Regions from separate parts of the Mus musculus genome. Here regions 2 and 3 are each linked to region 1. The links are chromatin loops, found by intact Hi-C in ENCODE. Cell type or tissue: left cerebral cortex. All regions are shown on one strand.

The links. Peaks named below come from ENCODE experiments on the same cell type or tissue, not always from the same donor. Only the 100,000 strongest peaks of a DNase experiment are listed, where the experiment ranks them.
Region 2: it touches region 1 in a loop (2.7-fold over the local background); 5 of 42 quality-filtered maps call a loop at or near these places.
Region 3: it touches region 1 in a loop (5-fold over the local background); 2 of 42 quality-filtered maps call a loop at or near these places.

What each region holds. Positions count from the first base shown.
Region 1 is chrX:150,992,681-151,000,680 of GRCm38, reverse strand. Gnl3l (guanine nucleotide binding protein-like 3 (nucleolar)-like) reads left to right here. Exons shown (of 16, transcript NM_198110.2): 7 at 1-78; 8 at 878-984; 9 at 3,351-3,495; 10 at 5,583-5,670; 11 at 6,259-6,433; 12 at 6,528-6,670; 13 at 6,896-7,032. Among named protein-coding and RNA genes, the nearest start is that of Gnl3l, 21 kb to the left of the region's middle. In left cerebral cortex, no CTCF peak of the experiment used is centred here; a DNase peak (open chromatin) is centred at 3,713.
Region 2 is chrX:151,082,715-151,090,714 of GRCm38, reverse strand. It overlaps Fgd1 (FYVE, RhoGEF and PH domain containing 1), which reads right to left. Exons shown (of 18, transcript NM_008001.4): 13 at 5,054-5,084; 14 at 4,500-4,601; 15 at 4,070-4,195; 16 at 3,734-3,895; 17 at 2,604-2,747; 18 at 1,029-2,112. The coding sequence ends at 1,807. Tsr2 (TSR2 20S rRNA accumulation) reads left to right here. Exons shown (of 5, transcript NM_001164578.1): 4 at 1-119; 5 at 301-3,621. The coding sequence ends at 435. Among named protein-coding and RNA genes, the nearest start is that of Tsr2, 9.8 kb to the left of the region's middle. In left cerebral cortex, no CTCF peak of the experiment used is centred here; DNase peaks (open chromatin) are centred at 2,182, 3,102, 3,954, 4,244 and 1 more place; H3K27ac peaks cover 1,321 bases.
Region 3 is chrX:151,910,113-151,918,112 of GRCm38, reverse strand. Huwe1 (HECT, UBA and WWE domain containing 1) reads right to left here. Exons shown (of 83, transcript NM_021523.4): 58 at 7,858-8,000; 59 at 5,859-5,904; 60 at 3,680-3,967; 61 at 2,266-2,521; 62 at 1,942-2,072; 63 at 1,073-1,287; 64 at 706-994; 65 at 460-562. Mirlet7f-2 (microRNA let7f-2) reads right to left here and starts at 5,767; the gene lies at 5,685-5,767. It overlaps Mir98 (microRNA 98), which reads right to left and starts at 4,899; the gene lies at 4,792-4,899. In left cerebral cortex, no CTCF peak of the experiment used is centred here; no DNase peak of the experiment used is centred here.

The sequences.
Region 1 (8,000 bases):
GCCGCTGTTTCCAGATGGAGGAGACTGTCCTTCGTGCAGAAGGCAACAAGAAGCTGGTCTTGGTCTTAAATAAGATAGGTAGGTTTGAGAAGGGTTGGGGAAGGCAGGGAAGGGTTAAGCTAAGGCTAGCTCAGATTAGGTGCTGCGACCCAGCAACTCATTTATATTGTTCAAATTTCCAAAGCCAGAAATATCTTCTGATATACGCACAGACATACACAGAATGTAACATGGGTTGAGGGGGTAGAGTCTGAACCTGTTTGCCTTTTAGCCCCCTTTCCTTGCAATTTTGAGCTAGTTCAATGGCTGGTCATTCTTAGAGACCTGTCTCCACAGACTGGAAGTGAAAGATTGGGGCAAGCACATGGCTTGGAACTCATTGAAGGTGTAGTCTTATCCTACTGTTGCTATTTTTTTTTTTTGGGATATCAGACAGGTCATACCAGTCACAAGAACTTCTATTTCTCAAACAGTAAAGAGGGTCCTGGACATCTCAGTCTCATAGCTTTGTTATGAGAATTAATACAGAGCTTGGTGTATAATCCACTTGCCACAAATCATAGCCATTCTGGGTGATGGCTTTTCTTTGACACTTAGTCTGACACAGAATGATTGGGAATGAAATATTTGTACACCTTTGCATGGAATGAGGTAGCTTCTTTACTTATTTTCTTGAAGAAAATAAACCTTAGGGACGGCCAACTGGGTCCGTGGATCAAATTGTCCTTTGTAACTCCATCCTGGGCACTAGGCAGGGTCAGTTAGGAAAAGATGAGAAATCCGTTAGTAGGAGGTAGACCTAGACATGGGTGTGTGGCTTGAGAGAAGCCATCAAAGTAATGATCTTACAAGTTGTGGCTGTCCCTATTTTTCCAAGATCTCGTTCCCAAGGAGATTGTGGAAAAGTGGCTGGAATACCTTCTCAATGAACTGCCAACTGTGGCTTTCAAGGCCAGCACCCAGCATCATCAGGTCAAAAACTTGGTAAGCTTTGAGTTAGGTGGTCTAGCCTCTTTCATTGTGGTTTGGGGCCATGGTTATACGTGTTAAGATTTGGATTGGGCTTCCAACTTTGAGTTATTTTCTCTAGTGGGTGACTTGTTAATTTTTATTTCAACTTCTTCCTGTATTATTGCCCTTCAGAAAGCATGTTTTTTTTCCACTTGTGAGGATGTACTAATACATGCTATCTACAGGAGATCTGGAAAATAGAGTTAACTACTTATTTTTTTCTGCATATATTTTTAATTAGGTATTTTCTTCATTTACATTTCAAATGCTCACCCAAAAGTCCCCCATAACCCCCCCACTTCCACTTCTTGGCCCTGGCGTTCCCCTGTACTGAGGTGTATAAAGTTTGCAAGACCAAGGGTCCTCTCTTCCCAGTTGTCTTAGTTAGGGTTTTACTGCTGTGAACAGACACCATGACCAAGGCAAGTCTTATAAAAAACAACATTTAATTGGGGCTGGCTGACAGGTTCAGAGGTTCAGTCCATTATCATCAAGGTGGGAGCATGGCAGTATCCAGGCAGGCATGGTGCAGGAGGAGCTGAGAGTTCTATGTCTTCATCCAAAGGCTGCTAGTGGAAGACTGACTTCCAGGCAACTAGGGTGGGGATCTTATACCCACACCCACAGTGACACACCCATTCCAACTAGGTCATACCTATTCCAACAAGACCACACCTTCAGATGATGCCACTCCCTGGTCCAAGGATATACAAACCATCACACCAGTGATGGCCGACTAGGCCATCTTCTGCTACACATGCAGCTAGAGACATGAGCTCTGGGGGTACTGGTTAGTTCATATTGTTGTTCCTCCTATAGGGTTGCAGACCCCCTCAGCTCCTTGGGTACTTTCTCTAGCTCCTCCATTGGGGGCCCGAGTTAACTACTTCTTAACTCTTCAAAAAATAACTGTTTTCCCCCTTCTTTAAAACAAGGCATAGGAGGTTGGAGAGATGACAGCTCAGTGGCTGAGAGTTCTTTCTGTTCTTCTGGGGGACCCAGGTTCAGTACCCAGCATCCACATGGTGCTTACAACCATCTGTAACTTCAGTTCTTTTGACCTCTCCAGATAATAGGCATGCATGTGGCACACAGACATACATACATGCAAAATGCTCATAAACATAAACATAAATAAATCTTTTCTGTTTTGTTTTGTTTTTCTGAGGCAGGGTTTCCTTGTGTTGCCTTGGCTGTCCTGGAACTCGCTGGACCAGGCTGGCCTTGAAGTTAAAGATCTTTCTTCTCTGCATCCTGAGTACTGGGATTAAAGGTGTATGCCACAATCACAGTTTAAGTAAATAAATAAAGCAAGTTCCAGGAGAGTCACAAAGAAACCTTGTCTTAAAAAACAAAGAAATACAAAACAAAGCTCCAAACAAGGCATAGTACTTCCTATTGATATCAATATAGAAATACTTGTAAAACATTAAGGTATTATTGTAGCATTGGTTGTTTCTGGAAAGGTAAATTGGTTACTGGGGGCCAAGCTTTTCAGTTTTGCATTATTCTTTTTTTTACAGTGTTGGGTAGGGAGCTCAGAGCATCTTGCTCTGACACCCTACCATCAAGACCCTATTCTTCAATTTTCATTGTTATTTAAGTAGTATTTTTTTTTATTAATCCACTTGCATGTATCTCCTTGGGATGTGGACAAGTGTTAATGTGGGTTAAGTACTGGCCAATGGTGTGGCTGGGTTATATATTGGACTTATGCTTTTGATATTTTCTTAGACACTGACAAATTATTCTTTATGACAGCAATGCCAATTAACCCTCCTCCCACTTGGGTTGATGGGTATGTGAAGAGAACCTCTTTTCCTAGAATCTTGCCAATATAAGGTGTCCCATTTACAATCTTGTGGCTCCCTGCTCTCCCACCATCAAAAGTAAAAGTAGGGAAGTCTGGATGGCCTTGTCCTGTGTGAGGGTCAAGGGAAGATCAGCTTTGGGCCTGGAACCCTTTCATCCAGCAGAGGCAGAGAGGCCAGGCTTCCCTTTTGTGCATATGAGACACCAGGGGCCCAGGAAGGAAGCTAGACTTTTCCTCATAGGCCTATGAGTGAGAGAGATAGTAATGAAATCTGTGTTGCCTCAAGCTGGGATTTCTGTCTCTGCTGTGGGAGTCAAAAGCCATGCATGTTGAGTTAGAAGCAGGGACAGAGGAAGTTGGAGACATACAGACAACAGCAACTGGAAACCAAGAAGTGCTGGGAAGGACTCAGTGGGATAAGCAACCAAGTTTAGCAATCCCAGAATATTCCACTGCAGGTTGGAAATTTAGGCTCAAATTCCATCTCTTCCTTGATGCACATTTTTGTAATATTCTTCATTTTCAGACTCGTTGTAAAGTTCCAGTGGACCAGGCCTCTGAGTCGCTTTTGAAAAGCAGAGCCTGCTTTGGAGCCGAAAATCTCATGAGGGTCCTGGGGAACTATTGTCGCCTGGGGGAAGTGCGTGGCCACATTCGTGTGGGTGTTGTAGGTAAGACTGGGTAAATTAGGCACAGGGCCCAGGCTCTTTTGGCTAGTGACTTCATTGAGGGAAAGGGTTTGGAATTTTGTGAGGCTTCTTTGGGGAAGATGGGAAGAGTTCTGGAGTGGTTTTGCATTTGCCATTTGGCTAGTGGGACATGGGAAGGCATATTCAGATTCAACGCTGTTAGAGCCAAATGCTTGGTACCAAACACTACAGGCTGTCAGCTGTGGGAGGGAAGTGTGATTCACCCGCCTCTTGTAGACAGTGAGACAGAACAGTGAGATCTACAAAAGGAAACAAGGAGGAGCTGAGGCTTAAGCCTCCGTCTTTCTGAAACCCAAATACTGTAGAAGGAGATGAAAGAGAATGGGAAAATTGAGGGGCAGGGAAAGATCATCAAAGAGGGAAAGTGTCTCAGCCTGAGATACTGAAGAGAACTCTACAGACTCTAGCTATATGCCACACTTTGGAATAGACAACAGAAAAAGAACAAGGAGGCCAGATTCTGAAGTTGGTAGATAATGAAAAGGACAAATTTAAGTTGCAGTTATAAAGAGAATGAAGAAGCTATTACCCCAAAGAAATGCTAAAAGGGACATTAAAAACTATTTTGTGGCCAGGCTTGCTGATCCAGACCTGTGTGTTAGCTGCTTTAGAAGGTTGAAAGTTTGAGTTCAAGGCCCGCCTTAGGGAACTTAATGCGACCTTGTTTCATAAAAAAGTTAAAGCTGGGAGTGTTGCTCAGTGGTGGAGGACTTCCCTAGTATTCGTGAGACCCTGGGTTTAGTCCCCAGTGTTAAAAACAACAGGAGATAGGTAAAGACACATGTACAGACACATGTAGAGGGTTTGGTGAAGAAGAGACACTTGGGATATGTACTTGGGTAGATATGCACGTCCAACAAAAGAACATGCAGGAATGTAGACAGTTTGAATGAAAGAGATAGATATAGACACAGGGATATACAACATATGTCTACATACACATACAGATCCTGAAGAACATATAAATGCCCGTGCATGGTGTCATGTACAGGTCCCTAAGGGACACATCTGCAGGCACAGACAGACTCGGAGGCAAAACATGCAGCCTAAGTTCTGCCACACTCAACACTGTCTCTGCTGCCCCAAAGCAAATGAAGCCACAGGGATCCCACATGTGCCCAGACCCACTGTAACTCTCTGATTCAACCTGGAATCACGCAGAGGCAGACATACCTGTGATGAGGTGAAGTGTTTGTATAGTGAGAATTAAAGACATAGTTAGGGAGGCACACAAGACAAGGCATAATGAAACATGAATGGGGATACATCAATAGACACACTCCAGAGAGAAGGAACGGAGTGGCCATGTGGTCAGAAGTGGAATGGACGAGGTGGAGAGAATCAGAAAAGATAGTGTCCAGAATGAGAAAGAACATTCTAGATACCCTGAGAAACAGCTGTGAGAGGTCCAACACAAGGAAAAAGTAGTCACATTTGAAATGAAAAGGACCAGGAGACACATAGAGATGCATAGACTTCCAAGTACCTACCACACCTGTACCTGAGCACACATGGAAGAGAGTAGTGCATACTGGTAAATTTCAGTACCCATAGAGGACAGTGAGAATGATATCCAGTGAGGCAGAAACTCACAAAGACAGCCCCAGACTGAAAGTGGTGCACAGGTGCTCGCTCAGATACAAAGATTCCACAGGCAAAAACAGCTGTGCAGAGAGGGGGGCTCTGGTGAGTAGTCCCTTCTCCCAGGGGAATTACAAGTTCGAACAGGTGGGCCTGTTTCAACACTTGATATCCACCTTCTGTTAGGTCATATCTGTGAGGCCGTATGTGGTGCACCCCTCTAGGCTGGTTGTGGTGGGAGGTGGACTGCACATCTAGAGAGAGGGCCATGTGTGCCTAGAATGCTGACAAAAGAGAGAACTAGAAAGACCCTTAGAGGCTTGGCCAGGGTCTGGGGTGGGAAGACAGGAGTGTACTTAGGCTCATCCATGGCCTGGTTACTGACTGTGCCAGGCCTGTTCTTAAACAGGCCGGCCTGAATTCCTGTGAGTACTTTTTGCCCTGAGTATTCTGCTCCTACTTTGCAGGCCTTCCCAATGTGGGGAAGAGCAGTCTGATCAATAGCCTGAAGCGCAGCCGTGCTTGTAGTGTGGGAGCTGTTCCTGGTGTCACAAAGTAAGATCTGCTCACTCCCCCGCTTCAAAAATCCTTGACATTACCATTCCATCCTAGTTCACGTGCCTTCATCAGCCCCTACTAATAGTCCTCATTTACCTGGCTCATCCCAGGCTTGCTGCCTTGCTGGGTCCTTCCTAACAACTACAAATAGCTCTGTTGCTTAGATGAAGAGAATCAGAAACTTGTCTGAGATCCTGCAGTTAAGTCCCCAGTATAAGAGAGTAAATTTTAGAATTAGCCTTGGGTCTATAGCACCTCAGATCTCCCTCCCTGGCCCGACATCTTTTTTTTTTTTTTTTTTTTTTGGTTTTTCGAGACAGGGTTTCTCTATAGCTCTGGCTGTCCTGGAACTCACTTTGTAGACCAGGCTGGCCTCGAACTCAGAAATCCACCTGCCTCTGCCTCCCGAGCGCCGGGATTAAAGGCGTGCACCACCACGCCGGGCCCTGGCCCTAAATCTTTGCACTTCACCTAAGACTTATATACCCTTCCCTCTCTTCTTTGATCTCCCTCCACCACCTTCCCACAAGACCCAACATTTGTGACTCAATATCACGTACAGCTGGGCCTTGTTTTTCCCTCTAGATTCATGCAGGAGGTCTACCTAGACAAGTTTATCAGGCTTCTGGATGCACCAGGCATTGTCCCAGGACCCAATTCAGAGGTGGGCACCATCCTGCGTAATTGCATCCATGTGCAGAAGCTGGCAGACCCTGTGACCCCGGTGGAGACCATCCTTCAGCGCTGCAACCTGGAGGAGGTATAGAGCAGGGTCCTCAGTGGATGCATGCCCCATCCTACTACTTCACTGGTCCTTCATTCCTTCTCATGGGTTTTCTTCTTAATTTTGTTAGATTTCCAGCTACTATGGTGTATCTGGATTCCAGACGACTGAGCACTTTCTGACTGCAGTGGCCCATCGCTTGGGAAAGAAGAAGAAGGGAGGTGTATATAGTCAGGAACAGGCTGCCAAAGCTGTGCTGGCTGACTGGGTGAGGTGAGGAAGGGCTTGAGCAGGAGGTGGTATTTATTGATGCCAGTAGGACAGCCTGACTTCCTGGATCGAAGGTTGGGAATCAACATTCTGTGCCTAGTGGTTATTCAGCAGTTCAACACATTGTTGAGACGCTGTTTTCTGGACTTTCTTGTCCTGCGTCCTCTTTTGGTGGGTTATTTGTTCTTAGTGACATCACTAGCGACCCCTCCTTATCTCCCAATACAGTGGGAAGATCAGCTTCTATACACTACCACCGCCCACTCACACTCTGCCCACCCATCTCAGTGCTGAGATTGTTAAGGAGATGACTGAGGTCTTTGATATAGAAGATACTGAGCACGCCAATGAAGACACCATGGAATGTAAGTGTGGATGGGTGGGGTACCTGTGTTTTCCTCATAGAGCCCAGACTTAATGTCAGAGCACACATTTGATCTCCCCTTCCCTGGGGCTACTTGGGATTAAGATTTATTGTCCTGCAAGGTAGAAAATTCTAGTTTGGGCTGTGAGGGTATGGGTAAGGGTGGTGTTTGTGGTGAACTTTTGGTAGATTGGCTGACTAACTATAGACCCTTTAGGTTCTCTGAAAGTGAGGCTTCATTTCTTTTGGGTGGAAACATTCTTTTAAAAAGCTCTTGTGTGTGGTGGGGAGGGGGCTGGATGTTTTTAAGACACAGTCTCACTATGTAATTCTTGGCTGGCCTGTAACTCATTATGTAGACCAGGCTGACCATAAACTACCTCTGCCTCCCAAATGCTGGGATTAAAGGCTCAAAAATGGCTGTGTATGTTTACATGGGCCTGTAATTGCAGCCAAACAACTGAGTTAAACACCTAAATGGTCCTTCTTCCTATTCTCCTCCCTCCTGTTGCCCTAGGCTTGAAAAAAGGATGTTGAGGATTAAACCCAGAGCCTTGTGCATGCTGTCATAGCACTCCTATGTAGCTTTAACTGACTTAGTGCTCACTGTATAGCCCAGGCTGACTTTGAACTTGAGATAATTCTCTCTCATCAGGCTTCTGAGTACTGGTCTGTGCCGCTGTATCTGGCTTCGCTACGGTCTTCTCAGCTTGCTTAGATTTTGTTTTCTACCTCTATTGGCTAGTAAGATATTCTAGTGAAAAAAGATTATGTTTACTGGGGGTGGTGGAACATACCTTTTAATCCCACTACCTGAGAGGCAGAAGCAGGTGTTCTCTATGAGTTCCAAGCTTGACAGAGCTTCATAGTGAGACCCTGTGTCAAAAGAGTCATCTGAAGGGCTCTGATGGTAGCTCTCCTGTTCTGTTGTTTTAAATTCCTCAGCAGAGTAGTGAGGTGGTTATAAGT
Region 2 (8,000 bases), 90 kb before region 1:
TGACCTCTCAGATCAACCAAAAAAAGTGCAAAGTCACGGCTACCCCACTTATGACAGCCAAAGAAACTGATGTGGCTGAAGATGATGTGGACAGCGTGGAAGAAATGGAGGTGAAAGAGGTGCCTGTACTGAGGGGCGGTATTCCTAAATGTTTTTAATTTTCTAGCTAGATTCACAGGGAAGTGATGGCGGTTGTAGGTGGTAGTGGTATTTTCAAGGATAGCTCACATAGTCATGGAAAACTTAGTAGCAGAGCCTGGGTAATGTACTTAAGAGACTTCTCTTGTATCTTCCTTCCAGGTGACAGCTACTAATGATGGGGCCACAACTGACGAGGTCTGCCCACAGCCTCAACCCTCTGATCCAGACACCCAGACTATTAAGGAAGAGGATATAGTTGAAGACGGTTGGACCATTGTCCGGAGAAAGAAATGAGCAGGGCAGTACATGTTTTGGGCCCTCGTTTGTTAAATGTTATGAGACTTATAGGAGCTGTTTGGGGGCTATACACCTCTGTTCTGGAAACCATAACCCTTCTTTGTTCCCCTGTCCTTCCCTTCAGGAGAAGGAAAGCCCTAGTTGTGGGGTTGATGGGACCTATTCCAGCCCCTTGAATCTTAAGGTACCATATGAGAGCTAAGAGCAGGTTTCCCAGCATAGTACCTCCTAGGTGCAGTGACTATGAAGACGGCTGACAAGTGTGGGTGTGGTTGTAGACCAGACTTGTGGAAAACTGGCAGGTACATTTGTGGAAAGGACCAGAATTCCACAGTGGTAGGCTGGCTGGATTGGTAATCCAGCCAGGATAAGCATACAGTTGGAAGAGAGAAAAGATGTAGACATCTCTACATTCCCCAATGTCCCCACCCTAGCCTCCCTCAGAACAACCCTCATCCTGCCCAGAATTTGCATCCTCCTGGGAATGCTCCCTGTTTGAATACCCTTGAGAGTTTGAAGGACTTGACTAAAAGTGGTGAACTTGAGAAAGTTGGGCTGTTTTAAGTCCAGGGATGAGGCTTAAGACCTTAATAACATATAACATTTTCTTGTTTAATCCATGATTTAACCTTGGAATCAGCTTTCTGCAAGCTGAGCTTCAAAATTTGGCAAGAGAGTAGTTTCTGTACCCTCCCATCTCCCTTAGTAGCCTGGGACTTTGGACAAACGGACGGACCATAGCAGTGCTCTGAAAGTTACTGTATGCCTGAAATAAACTGTATTTTTCTTTAAAAAACAGTATCCATTGTCCTCCCCCCCCCTCCCCCATTCCCGTCCTGCCCAGTGGCCCTGCCATGGATCTGGACGATAAAATACTGGATTGCTTTGGGGCTAGGTAGAAGCTATAAGCCATGGGAAAGGCAAGAAGGGTCTAGTCACCACCCCATGTAAGGTCATACATGTGAAGACACTGGCTGAGGAGGAAAGGGTGGGTTGGGGTCCCAGGGTCAGTAGCAGAGCTGGCACTTGAATCCAGGTCTCCTGCCTCTGGTACTTTTGTGGGGAGCTGGGTGGAAGTGGGGTACTGGGAGGAAACTAATTCAAGTGAGTCTAGCAATTAGCTCCCGCCCTCCCTGGGGACAGGGATTTAAAAAATTAACATCAATGTAGGAATAGTTTTTTTTTTTTTTTTAAAAAGCCCACCTTTTGTGAAAAGATGAATTAAAAAACCCATGACCCAGCATTCGGGATTGAAAGTGCCCTTGATGGGAATTCAAGTATTGACTGCATTGGGAGTGGGCTGGAGCCCCCAATTGAACATGGGCAGCTGGAGTGTGGGGCAGAAACTCCCAGTTCCCCCCAAACCCTCTAGGTCTTGTCTCGGGTCTGGGAGGCTTCAGGAGGTTCAGCAGTGGCTCCTGAGGCTGCCACTGGTGTCTCCTCCATCTCCTTGTCCTCAGACAGTGTGGGCCCTGGGCAGAATGTGTCCCCACGGCCCGCCCTGCCGAGAACAGCCATCCAGCGCCGCTGGAGTTCTTCTGTCTCTGGGCTGAAGTACCAGCTTAGGTGGCTTTGTGTGATCTTGAAGACATGCCTCCTGTCTGGCCGCTCTCCTGCCTCAGGAGGCCCCACCTCAAAGCCAATGAGGGGCAGGCTGCGCTGGGCTTTCACATCCTGGAGAGAAGGAACAGAGAACTAGTGTCATCTAGGGGCTAGGCAGTATCCTCTGCCCAGTCAAACTGCTCTGTTCTGCTGTTTCCCTCTGCTGAAGAACACTGATTTCACTGTAATGAACAGGAAGATATCTGAACTGGGACTAGAAGGCAGGCTGGTTTACATGGCTATCTCCTCCCATGCCCAAATCAACTATTATAGATTCAGTCCTTTGGCTAGTTCCTCTATCTGCCTATTCTGTTCTACTTAAGTGTCAGACCTAGAGGTGCCTGTCTATTCTACTGTTTTCTCCAGAAAGCCAGACTTCCCACCTCACCCTCATTGTCCCCATACCTTGGCCTCCAAACTCTTCTACCTACCTATTCTGTCACATAAGGATAGGGGTTTTAATTTTCCCCTTTGCTAGGCTCACCCTGCCCCCAAAGGACAAGGAGAGGAGCAGCCCAGCTTTGTCAGATGGCTGGAAAAACCTGAAGGAGTGGGATGCACACCTGAGGGGCTCCATAGATGTACAGCACCAAGGGTTCATTCTCAGGAACCACAAACCATGCCTTGTGCCATCCTTTCCCACCCTTCTCCATGTAGTGCAGGAAGCTGCAGATGACGCTGTTCTCAGCAGCGACCGAGGCCTGTTTCTGTGATCAGAGACACAGGACAGGGAACATCAATGTTGATGGAAGGCTTTGCTCTTGGCTTTAACAGCCCCATAGTGTATGGACTATGTCTCAGACAACGGTAGCCAAGCTGTGCAAATCATAGCTGAAATGATTTAGCCTTCATCATGGAGATAAAACAAAGCAAGGCTTGGCTGCTGCTGACTCTTAACAACAAGTATAAGGGGTGTGCAGATCTCAGTGGGGACAGTGAAATGCTGGCCACTCTTAAGGCTAAGGGACTTTCACAGCTAACCCTTTTCATCTTTCATAATATACTCATTGCCTGCTCTGAGAAAGTCCTTCTAACATTATGATTAATGGGATGAGTAGGTGGCTAACACCATCTGTCTCGATCCTAACAATAGATGAAAATGCAGGACTTGTGAGAAGAGCACAGAGGGTGTTTATGAGATTGAAATTAGCATAAGCAAGGCATTTAAAATAGTTCTGGTACAGAGTAAGCTCCCTTACATTTGGGATACCTTGGTTTTGTTGAAAAAACAATCACCCCAAATATGTGTATATTCATGGTCCTAAAAAGATAGGATCAGTATTAACAGTGGCAACTTCTGGGTAAAGGAATATGTCTTATGTTTCCTTATCCTATTTCATAATTTTAAAAATGCACTTGGTTCATTAAAAAGAAAAACCTATAGGCTAGCTTAGGCTATGCAGTGAGACTTTGTCTCAGATAAAATGATCCCTAGAAGTGTTTTTCTGGTTGTATAACTTAGTCAAATATCCTCTCTGGGTTTTAGTTTCTTCCTATGTAAACTAAGGGTAAGAGTTGAGCAGTTACTGTAAGAGTTAAGTGTGTAAAGTTCTGTAATAAAAAGTATCCTTTTAACCCGTACACTCATTTTCCTTGTTTCAAGTCTGGATTACCTGATTAATGAGTGCTTACCCTGGGTCAGTAACTATGGCATACTTTGAGGCTTGTGGTTAGGAACCCAGCCAGTTCTTACCTCTAGGATGGACCTCCTGCGCTGGGGTGTATGCTGGCTACAGGCTGGACTGCTCCCAGGTGCTCCATGCAAGGCCACATAGCAATCAGTGCACACACGGTTGGAACGATTGTTGTCATAGATGAGTCGGGCTCGGAACTCAGAGCATTTCCCACAAACCACCTGGGGCAGCAAGTGGGCACGAACAGCTTAATTGCCTTTGGCTTCTCTTCAGTGTATCAACTACCACAGCCAACTTGCAGCCTCCTCCTTCTTGGAGGGTACCCCATCAGAAGTGGGCCTTTAGGCTGTCAGCCTGTCCCCACCTTAGCTCTGCCCCTGCCTCCCAACACTCACATGCCCACAGGCCTTGCAGTGGTGCCTGCGTTTGGTGATGGAATTGAAGGGCTCCTGGCAGCGCATGCACATGGTGACTTCCTTTTCCCGGATAGGCGTAGGTGCCCTCTTCCCAAGATCCACGTTCTAGGGGGAGGGTTAGGGCCCAGGTTAGAGATAGCTCCTCAGTCCAGTCCAGCCAGCCCACCTTGCCTCTGCTTTGCCACTTAAATCATCATGGGGTTGGGGAGAGCATACTATTATTGGAGGTAAGTCACTTCACTTTCTGGGGTGCAATCTGTAGCCCTACTAGCAGAAGCTGGCTTCTGGGGGCTTGTCTGCACTGCCTCTCAGGTCCCTATTCTTGGAAAAGGAAAAGATCATCTCAAGAAAAAGGTGGGAACATGGAGCTTCAAGGAGATCCCAGTACTGAGGAAAGTAGGACTCTTACTGGAGAGTTAGGGGGAGTATCTTCATCATCCCTGTTTGTTGAGTTCAACAGTTTGAAAGTCTCCAGGGTCTGTTCATGCTTCAGGAGGGTGGAATTGATGGCCTGGCGAAGAGGTGTGAGAAATGAGAGGTCAGATCACTCCACGACAACCTATCTCTGCCCTCACCACACCTTCCTATGCCTTAGCCTGGAGTTCTAGACCCAGGTCTGTCCCTGCTACACATGACTGGGAAAATCCCTCCCTAAATCCAGGTCTATGACTGGTGTAACTATCAAATGTGGGAAAGGGGAGTGGTGGATGGAAAATCTCAGAAGGCCCTCCTGCTGCTGGCTGCGTGCAAGCTTTTACAAAGCTTGGTTCAGAGGAACTGACTTCCTAAAAGAATGTTTCTATCTAATCTCAGGACTTCAGCTTGCTTATCTGTAAGAGGGTGATAATAGCATCTGTACAAAGCTGATGTCCCGAGCCTGTTCTGCTTATTTTATCTATTATCAGCCCCTAAGAAACCTGTTAAGACCCTTCCAGACCCCTACCACAAAGCCTTGGGTGTTACCTGGACCCAGTCTTTCTTCTCCTCCTCAGTCCTTGCAGGGGAGAAAAGAAAGGTGTTGAGTTAGGCAGGCCAATAAAACACAATCTGAATGGTATTTTAAGAGTTACAGGGCCTAGGCGTCACTACACTTTTTCACTTTATGTAGCCTTGAACAAGTCACATAACCTGAGCTTATTCAATGTCTTCCAGATCAAGGAGCTCATGATGCACTATAGGAGACTGACAGGGACAGTATGAGAGAATCAGTGCTGGCTCTAGAGGGAATGAAGACTGAGGAGTCCAGAGAAGGGGGCCTGCCTCAGCCTATGTTTGAGTGGGACTTTTAAGAAAGGTTTCCAGAGGGAGGTGCTAGGCCTAAGAAGGATAAAGGTGAAGTGTGTCTAAGAGTATGGAACATACATGAAACTATATCCAACTGCTAACCTGTCAACTTTGCAAAAGGAGGCAGTATTTTTTTTTATTTCATGAAGATGGGCTTACCTGTGTTCTAAGCAACACTGATGATTATGTAATGTGCCCAGCATGTTGTCTGCTATAACTCCTGCTCTAACTTCCTTTTGTTCTTCTTTGCTTCTTCTAGAGAACCCTTCTAGAACCCTTTTAGTAAAACATTTATTATATACAAGTACACTGTAGCTATTTTCAGAGAGCATCAGATCTCATTGCAAATGGTTGTGAGCTACCATGTGGTTGCTGGGATTTGAACTCAGGACCTTTGGATGAGCAGTCAGTGCTCTTAACCTCTGAGCCATCTCTCCAGCCCCTCTAGAAACCTTGTGTTCTCCAAGCCCTCTGCCCTGGTGCAAACTTGTCAACCACCCCTAGAAATAGGACCCCTAACTTTGCTATCTCCCATCTAGACTCTCATTTTCCTTCTACATCTACATTCTAAGATTCAAATGTATTTTTCTAATATGAATTCTGACTGCATCATTAGGACCACTATGTGAAAAGTAAGAATGTGAAACAAGTTATGATGTTGAGCCACTATTTAGGGATGTGGGGATGCAAGTTAGTGACTGAATGCTTACCTAGCATACAAAGTCCTTCTCCAGTACTTGCAGCAACATGCACATGCACTAATTAATGCATGTTCATTGTAATCAAATGTTTGTCAAACCTCACCTGTGGTATACCTAAGACCTATGCATTTCACTATGCCGACTGTGCCAAGAGAAGGGTTTGGCAGTGACTGAAACAAGTACTAAACTCTAGGTAATGATTTTCTACTAATGCCAGACTCTAAGGGAGGGTTATGTATGGTAAGGCTTTACTTATTTTGCAATGTATTTAGAAGTCACTGAAAAGCCTCAGTGGTAAAGGACATGTAACCTTGCAGAGTTCACTTCCTAATACCCACACTGTGTACCTCAAACCTCCAATTCCAATGCGATCCAATGCCTCTGATTTCTGCAGGAAACTGCACTTGCAGTGTGCAAACCCATACACAGATACACACTCATATACATAAAGTCATTGGATATTCAGTTTTCTTGGCACCATCTGCTAAAGAAGCTGTCTGTTCTACAATGTATGATTTTAACATCTTTGTCAAAAATCAAGTGGCTAAGTAAAGCATGGTGACATATCTGTAAACCTGGCAGTTAGGAAGTAGAGACAGGATCAGGAGTTCAAGGCTGTCCAGGGCTACATAAGACTCCATCTCAAAACCCTCAAAACTAAACAAATTAGTTGGCTATGGCTGTGTGTGTATGTGTGTGTGTGTGTTTATGTGTGTGTTTATTTCTAGGCCCTATATATCCCATCAATCTACATGTCTGTTTCTGTGCCAGCACCATGTTACTTAATTATTATGGCTCTGTAATATATGCTGAAATCAAGCATGAAGATAATTCAAATATTGACCCAGCTCCTAGGTGTGTGTGTGTGTGTGTGTGTGTGTGTGTGTGTGTGTATGAAAGATTAGTCAGCATACCACAGAAATTACATGCCCATCTATCTTTAATGCAACACTAGTCACAATAGCCATTATGTAATCAGCCCTGGGTTCTCAACTGGCAATTAGATAAAATGTGTCTGAGTATGAATGTGAATGTATGTGTGAATTATGGAGTTTTTCACGAACCCATAAAGAATAAAATGTCATTTGCCAGAAAATGGATGCAACTACAGATGATTATATTAAGTGAAATAAGCCAGATGAAGAAAAACATGTATTATGTGTTTGATATCATTTCTGGAGTCTAGATTACACACACACACACACACACACACACACACACACACACACACACACATATATATATATACAAAATCATTTTTATATATGTCACCAAAGTAGAAGCAAGACTGTTAGGGGGAAGAAGCAAAGGGAGTTATAGATAGAAAGTATGGTCAAAGTACAGGATATACATACTTGTATGAAAAATGTCTTGCCAGGTGTGGTGGCACACACCTTTAATCCCAGGACTCAAGAGTCAGAGGCAGGGGGATCACTGAGTTCAAGGCCAGCATAGTCTCTACAAAGTGAGTTCCAGGCCAGCCAGAGCTACACAGAGAAATCCTGTCTTGAAAAACAAAAACAAATGAACAACCTATCATTATGAACAATGGACATATACCAATAAAAAGGGTAAAGCCACTGGATTGGTGGGTGGCTAAAAGCATAGACATGTGATAAGCTAAACACAGCAGCACGTTAACCCTTGTATATTCTAGATGGTGGTTCATTAGTGCTCACTGTAATTCTTTCTAGTTTTCTGTACTTTGGAAAAGGTTCATAAAAAATGTGGCAGCAGGTACTAGGAAATGGCACAGTGATTAAAACACTTGCTATGTAAGCATGAAGACCTGAGCTCAGACCCTAAGACCCACACGGAAGCTAGAAATTGTGGCAAATATCTATAAGCCCAGCAACGAGATGAGGTTTGTTCTGAATATAGTCATAAAAAATTATTTATATTTTTCAACTTTTCATTTCTTGGCT
Region 3 (8,000 bases), 920 kb before region 1:
AGAGAGCAGAGATTCATATTTTTATCATTTACTAAGTGATGAAAATCTAAGGTCTATGAGCCACAGCTTGCTTTTTGCCTTTTCTAGATTAAGGAGCTGCCATTCTTTTATAAGGACTGATCTTTTCTATAATTGTTTTAGAATGTTAAATCTACTGTGCTTCATCCTAGTTAGTCGTAAGTAACTCCTCCCCTATTTCTGTAGCATATCTGTTGCAGTCCTAAGGCCAAACAGGCCTCCACTATTTTGTTAAAACCATAACTAGTATCTGCTGCTAGCCTGCCTTTTTGAGCTGTGGCACTTGGAATTTAAACAGATTTTGCTTGTCTACTCATTTCAAGGAAAATAGCCCAGAATGGTCATCCTGGCCGCCACAAAATCTTTTAGCTTCTCTACTTACAAAATTAAGGGACTCAGAAGGTAGTATAGTGAGGTTTAAAAAAAAAAAGACAAGGGTACCTATTATGGCTGCTGCTACCCCCCATCTGGAAGGTGCCACCCCTCTGTACAGCAAGGCGAGTATACTGGACCCCACGGTTGCCACTCAGGCGACTGGTAAAAGCTACAAGAAAAGAAAAAGGAAACTGAATTTGGTGAACTGAGGAGAAACTGGGTTCAAACAACTAACAGGTAGTAAAGGAGGCTAATTAAAAAACAAGGCCAAGCAAGATATTCCAGAGCCCTCCCACTTGCCTCCCTGTGTACCCGGGCTTCGGAGAATGGCAGAGAGTGCAGAAGTACTACTGTGTCCAAAAAGACGCTCATGCATGAGCTGCCGCTGTCGGGCTTCTTGTTCTCGTCTTAGAGCTTGAGCCTCAGCTGCAATGTCAGGTGGCATCACAGCTAACACACTGTCTTCCATATCCTCTAGGACACTACGGCGCAGATCTGAGGGCAAAGTCTGAATGAAAGTCACAGGGTCCATGGGGGTGTCTGAGCTCGCATTCTGAGCCAGTTCCCGTCGCTGCTGTTCAGCTCTCTGCTGTGCTAGCACCTATAGAAGAAAAGAAATCAGTAAGAGTATAGCTCTTTTCAAGCTAAAACTGTTCTCACCATGTTCCCGCTTACATACTTCCTCTTGAATAGCTGGAGGTAGGGCAGCCAGGAACTCAGGGCTCACTTCAGTTACACCAGGGTTCCCCACTACTGCAGGAGCTGAGCTATTTGAGGAGGGAGCACTTCGGGTTGGTGGACGTATGCCCAGCTGGTTCTGTAGGACTTCCCGACGGATATCATCAGGGAGAGCAGCCAGAAAGGAGGGATCCACACCTTCAGGGAGACTGATACCTAAAGAGATTGTAAGATGTAAAGGAACTTACATCTTCATGGATGTTCAAAGGTATACTCAGAGAAAAGAAACACAAATCATGGGTTGAGGAAAATCAGCCATTTGTGTTTCCACTGCTTGCAAAGATATAGAGAAGAGCCATAACCCATCTTCCTAAGCTTCAAATAGTTCAACAGCTCAAATAAATTTAAAAAGTTCATTAGTGGTATACACTGTCAAGTCAACCTTTATAAAGACTTTCATGTAGATTGTGTGTGGCCACCATTATATAGTAGTCTCTTACTACAGAGACCAAGAAACAACTGACCAAAGACTGAAAACTCTGTAACTGTGAGCTAAGCTTATCGTTTCTTTTAAAAGTTGGCTATTTCAGACATTTGATTCAGCAATGGAAAACTGACTAACATAGTGTTTGTCAATGAGGATTAGAGATATTAAATAATGGTCCTATTTTATAAAAGTAGAGAATGAGTGAGCTAAGGCTAACCTGACTTCTAAGCCTGAACTCATTCCATTACGCGCAACACCTGCATCCTCTTATTGCTAGTCTATCTTCAACAACCCCCACCCCCGACTCACACACCGACCTGGAGGAAAGTGTTTGGAGGGTTATGTCTGTCCAAGCAATGATTTTTTTGGAAACAGAAACTTACCAGCAAGGGGATCTTCTTCTTCACTGCTTGTTGAAGGTAGTGGCTCTTCTAGAATTCCACGAGAATCTGCTCCAGAGATGGCCACGGCAGAATCTCTAGTGGAAGAACTCTCCGAGGATGCAGGGGGGGAGCTAGGGAAAGAAATCATCCTTCTTTATACAGTTTCCCCATAAAAAGCAAACACAAACCAAACAACAAAAACATTCCTAATACCCATCTCAGATAGAACACATCAATCACAGTGCAACAAGCATGCCTGATAGTGTTTAGCTTGAAATAACTTCTAATGCATTCCTAATCTCCTCTTGGCTATATAGTACTTACCTGTCCTCAGGTGGCTGGTTGGATTCTCTTGATACATCAGGTCTGCCTTGCACTTCTGCCACAACTGATGGCGCATCCCCAGGAGTGGAACTACCTGCTGTGGGCTGCTCAGAACTGCCAGCTGCTGGAGTGTCACCCACAGCCTCTTCTAACGTACAGGAAGCCAGGCTGCTGGTGTCCATGGGAGAACCTTCCAGCTGACTGCTGACAGCTGTTAACGCGTCTGAATCTTCAGCTCTCTCTGGGGAAAGAGAGGCTAGAAGGAAGTTAAGAGTGAGAAATTAGATGGCTACTTTGAATCAAGGTTATGACAGGCAAAGTCTTTGGTAGGGTTGTTTCCTTTTGCAACAGTTAATACAGACTCATCTACCACTTGATTATCTATTGCCCACTCTTCCATCTCAACTGCCCTTAAGTTCCTTAAGACTTTTCTATGTACCACACGTTTGTTCTACACACGTCTACAATGTCCCTAGATATCTGAAGTAGGGATTTTGTTACTCTAATGTTTCCTGCAGGTACCAGTTACACAAACATGCTAGTGGTCTCAGTTATCTAAAAAAAAAAAGGCTCTTGTAATGGTTACTGTCTTGTGATGGTTATGTTGTGATCATCAACTTGACCAAATCTAATATTGCCTAGGACATGGGCCTTTGAAAAAACATCATTTGGGAATTAGCACTCCCAGGGACCCTGGGCTGTTTAACTGGAGAAGGGGCACTGAGAAGCATGCATGTATTGTTTTATGAATAATGATATGTGACCAGCTCCCTGAAGTTTCTGCTGTGACTCTTCCCGCTATGATAGAATATAACCTCAAAGTGTGAGTAAAATAAACCCTTCTTCCCTTAAAATTATGTCAGATTATTTTATCACAGCAACAGGAAAAGAAATTGTGACAGTCCCTGACAAAAACAAACAAAACTGGCATCTTTAAAAAAAATCTCTCCAGTCCACAGCATAGAAATTATGGTATAGTGAAGTCAGTTTCAGTTTGCCTTGTTAAAAAAAAGTATTTTGTTGAAAATTTTGATGCACTATTTTAAATAAGTGAGCAGTAGGTATGTAAATGATAGGAAAACTGAATGATATAGAATTTCAGTTTATGAATGAAGGCACCACCAACTCTGAAACATTATTTTCAAAGAAGTTAAATAACAAACCTGACATGATAGTTAGTTCAGAAATGAGTATTGCCTAGATAAATTATGGCATGCTTAGTACTTATCATTAAGATATACAACAATAATTAACTGAGGACACAAAGAAGAAATCTGAGCTTCTACTAAGAAAGCTGGAGTGTAAACTGAGGATTCTGAGCTCCTAATTCTTTAAAGTAAGAAAGCAGAGAAAAGTTACAAAGATTGCAATTCTTTTCTTTTTTATGCCCTTTTAAAGATGACATTCTACTCACTTATGGTGGGAGCTGGAGACAATTCCATTTGAGTTGTTTCTGCTTCTCCACTTGGTCTTGTGGGACCCAATTCCTCCAACTCTATAGGCATCAATAGCTGTGTAGAGTTTGCCACTTCTTCAGCAGGGGACTGTAGTTCCTGAGGAATCTCTCCTAAGGATGGTGGGGGTGGAAGTGCTGGCTGTTGCTGGGAGGGTTGTAGGGTACCAAGTGTTTCCTTGGACTCAGATGTAGGTGCATCCGTTGAAGAGGGGGTTGTTGGATAGCTGTCAGGCATAGGAGTCCCATCTTTATTGGAAAGAATGATATTCGAGGTTAAGGGGAACTTAGCGAATGACCATGGGAAGAATCCAATCAGCACATGCAGCCTGGTAAGGACCCATTCAAATAAAAGTCATGAAAATCTTTCTCAAATCAATCTGTTCCCAGAAACAGTTCTTGGATGGCATATCATAATAATGAGGGCTAAATAACAATACTATCTGTATCTCAACACCAGAGATATGACTCTAATGATCTAGAGAGTACAATCCTTTCTATGTTCCAGGTAGAAGGGAACAGTTGCATACCATAGATAGGTCAAGGCTACTCAGAAAAAAAAAAAAACCTCCTAAAAGCTTATAGATCCTTACATTTCCTGATCTACTTGGAACAAGAAATGGTCAGAATTTATTCATAATTCTACATTCCTGCTGTTGTTTACAGACAGGGTCTCATGCAGCCTAGGCTAACACTGAGCTCACGCTAAAGCCAAGGCTGTCCTCGAATGTTTGCTTTTCTTGCCTCTGCCTATAAAGTTTTAGAACTGCAAAAGTATGAACCAACATGCCTTGCTTCTTATTAAAAAAATTCCTACAGTTTCCATTCATATTCTTCATATTCATATTCTAAATGAAGTTATCATAGAATCAAAGAGTAGAAGAATGTCCAGTTTATACTCAATGGTAAAATAAACATAATAATGTTCTAATATATGGGCAAGTCATTTAACATTATTTGCCTCACTCTATCATCTGTTCCCTTCCACCTTCCTTTATTATATTCCTGTTTACTGAATAAACATTTACAACTTTTCTCTAATGGAGTCAATACTGCCAAGACTTAATGTGAATATGCCACACACCAAGGAAAGTAGTAAGTTGTATAGTTATCTTCTTACTGGGGCCTAAAATCCCTACCCCACAACAATACAACTTACTACCTCACCCCAGCATGTGCAGATGTGTCTAGTAAGGGCAGTAGGCAAAAGGCCACTTTACCTTGTAGCATAGATTCTTTCTTTCATATACTTTTGCTAGATATTAAGAGCGCTGGGACAGCTATTCTCTTCAGTGCTTTTAAAATATTATGTAGGCTTTGGTAAAACAAGTCTCCCAATTCAAGGGCAGAAGAAAGTTCTGAATAGATATGAGGCAAGCATGAGACCACATTGACCAATGACAAAAATGGTTACTGACCATTGTTAAGATGATTAGAAGGAATGAGAAGTATATGTATGTAATGTATGTATGTATGTATGTGTGTGTATATATATATCCCACAAAGCTATGATCCCCAAAACCCCACTTTTAAAAGACAATGTTCTTAAAACTTTTAAATTCCATAGACCACTAAGATTTTAGATTAAGAATGAAAAGGACTAAACTAGGCATTACTTTTGGTTTTGTAAGAAAAAACCCCCAATAATTTAGTAACAATAGTTTGTTATCCAAGATCTAGGAGAATATAACTTCTAAATATAAAAGACTTTTGAATGGAACAAATCTAGCTCTAAAACACATATTAGACTTCCCTGTGTTAATTTTCATTGAGGACTGGCAACTGAGAACCACTGCCACCAGGTGTTCTAATGAAGTGCCATACAAAAGTATGTACCTCAAAGATGTATATACCGAGTGTGTGGGGGAAAAGAACAAGATAAATAGCTTGTGTACATATCAGACCGAAACACAGCATAACCGTAACAGGAACTTGAACAGGGCTAGTTGGATGGGAAGTGTACCACCGTGGGAAAGACAGTAGACTGTATAGTTATCTCCAAGATGGGGTATGACCCTAAAACTATACAATCTACTACCTCATCCCACAGAGCACCAGTGTCTGTCTTCAGCCCATGTGGCCAGCTATTTAGAAAGAATCCACTGATTAATTAGCAAGAGTGGAAGGGAGGGAGGGTTACCTGAGACATTCTGTTCAGTGGAGTCATTTGTCTTAGTTACAGTACACTGCAAAGAGAAGAGAGAGTAATGGGAGACAAGCACACAAGAAAGGTCAAATATGAGAGTCATTATTTCTTACCTAGACTATCAAGGAATTCAGTGGCCTGGCCATGTGGGCATTTCAGAATACAAAATATTATCCAATTCCTTTACATACACTATACTAATGTTCAACAGCTTTGGAGAGGACTTGGGGAATACAGGCCAGCTGGAGAGTTCAAAAGTTTACCATGTGTGAGGTCCTAGTTTTTTATCTCTAGCAACACACTAGAAAGAATGCACTAGGTTACATAAAGACAAAAGTATGGGAGTGAGCAGGAAATGAACAATGAAAGAATAAAAAAAGAACACATTAGAAATAAGCACAATTGTGAGACAGGAAACTCTTAGCTCCACCTATTTCCCTTCTTTGGGTTTATTATTTTTTCCACTCTAGCTTTGTTTTGGGGTATTGCTTTGGATCAAACCATGCACATGCCACTGAGCTATAATCCAATGTCCATTTTAGTTTTTAGTCATATACAATGTTGCTGGTTTTAAGGCAAAGTTTTATATAAATAAAAGTATTTGTTAGAGCAAGCCTGTTATTATAAACAAATACCTCAATGTGTCTGCACTAATTTTAGCATGTTAGGAATCAAACCTGGACCTTGTACAGACTGGAAGAGTGCCCTATCACTAAGCTATACCCTCAATATTAATGCACCCCCCCATTTCTTTGCATGTGTAGCAGTATGTGCCTACATATAAGTAAGTGGGTTTGGCTTATATAGAGCAAGCACATTACCACTGATTCAATCCCAGTACATTTTAGTTTTTTTTTTTTTTTTTTTGCCTTATTATTTTGGGGTAAGAGCTCTCTGAACTGAACCTGGTATTTGTGGCGATTTTTTGTTTTGTTTTGTTTTGTTTAGGCTGAAAACAAAGAAACTCCAGGGAACTGGAGTTAGGTTTTTTTAACGAGACAGGGTTTCTCTGTATAGCCCTGGTTGTCCTGTAACTCACTCTGGAGACCAGGCCTGCCTCTGCCTCCCAAGTGCTGGGATTAAAGGCATGCACCACCACACCTGGATTGAAGTTAGTTTTAAGCTGTTACATTGGTGGGAATGAAACTGTGGTTATCTCTAGCCCCTCATGTCTTTATTTTTAATTTACCCAATAAGGAGCCAGATAGGTCAAAGATACCACAAGAAAACCTACAGAATCAAATAACCTGGGCCCAGAGGGGCTGAAACTAGGTCCCTCCACATATCTAACAGATATACAGCTTGGTCTTGTGGGAGAAGCAGGGGCTGTTCCTTACTCTGTTGTCTGCCTTTGGCTGCCTTATCTAGCCTCAACAGAAGATGCATCTAGTCCTACAGCAATTTGATATAGCAAGGTGGGTTGATATCCATTGGCAGCCTCCTGTTTTCTGAGGAGAAAGGGATAAGAGAAGAGGGAGGGACTGCGAGGAGAGGAGGGAGGGGAAGCTTTGATTGGTATGCAAATAAAGAAAAAAATTACCCAATATCCTAATAGATGAATGAGTGGGACATACTACAGCCTTCATTCTTTTTTGTGTTTCTATTAGCTTTTATGTATATACATTAGTTGTTTGGTAATAGAGTTCAGGTGGGAAAATTTTCTGGAAGTCCACTGTGAAATGGAAGTGAGAACCAAGAATGTGAGCTGAGTGAGAGTCTACCTTTAGGCCTCAGAAAGAGTTTACAAAGTAGGACTATTGTATAAGGTTCACATTTCCCCAGTAAGGTAGTGGAGAAATAATTTACCTCTGGGTTTGACTTTTTTTTCTTTTTGCCTAAAAACCAGATGAGTAAATAGTCAATCTGGAAATGAACAATCTTTCATGTTCAACGTAATGTTCTAGAATTTTCTAGTAGTTTAGTACTATGAGCAGGGCAAAATCATAATAAATACAAAATGCTGCATCTCTTAAGTCTTTTGGAGTCACCTCACCTGTGCACTCTGATCTCTGTTCTCCTTGTCTTCTTTGCCTTTGTCTATTATTTTTGTTTCTTCCTCAGCCAATTGTTTCCTGCGTTTCTCCCTTCTCTCTTCTAGCTCCTCATCTCTCAAGAATTCCAGGTGATTGACAATGG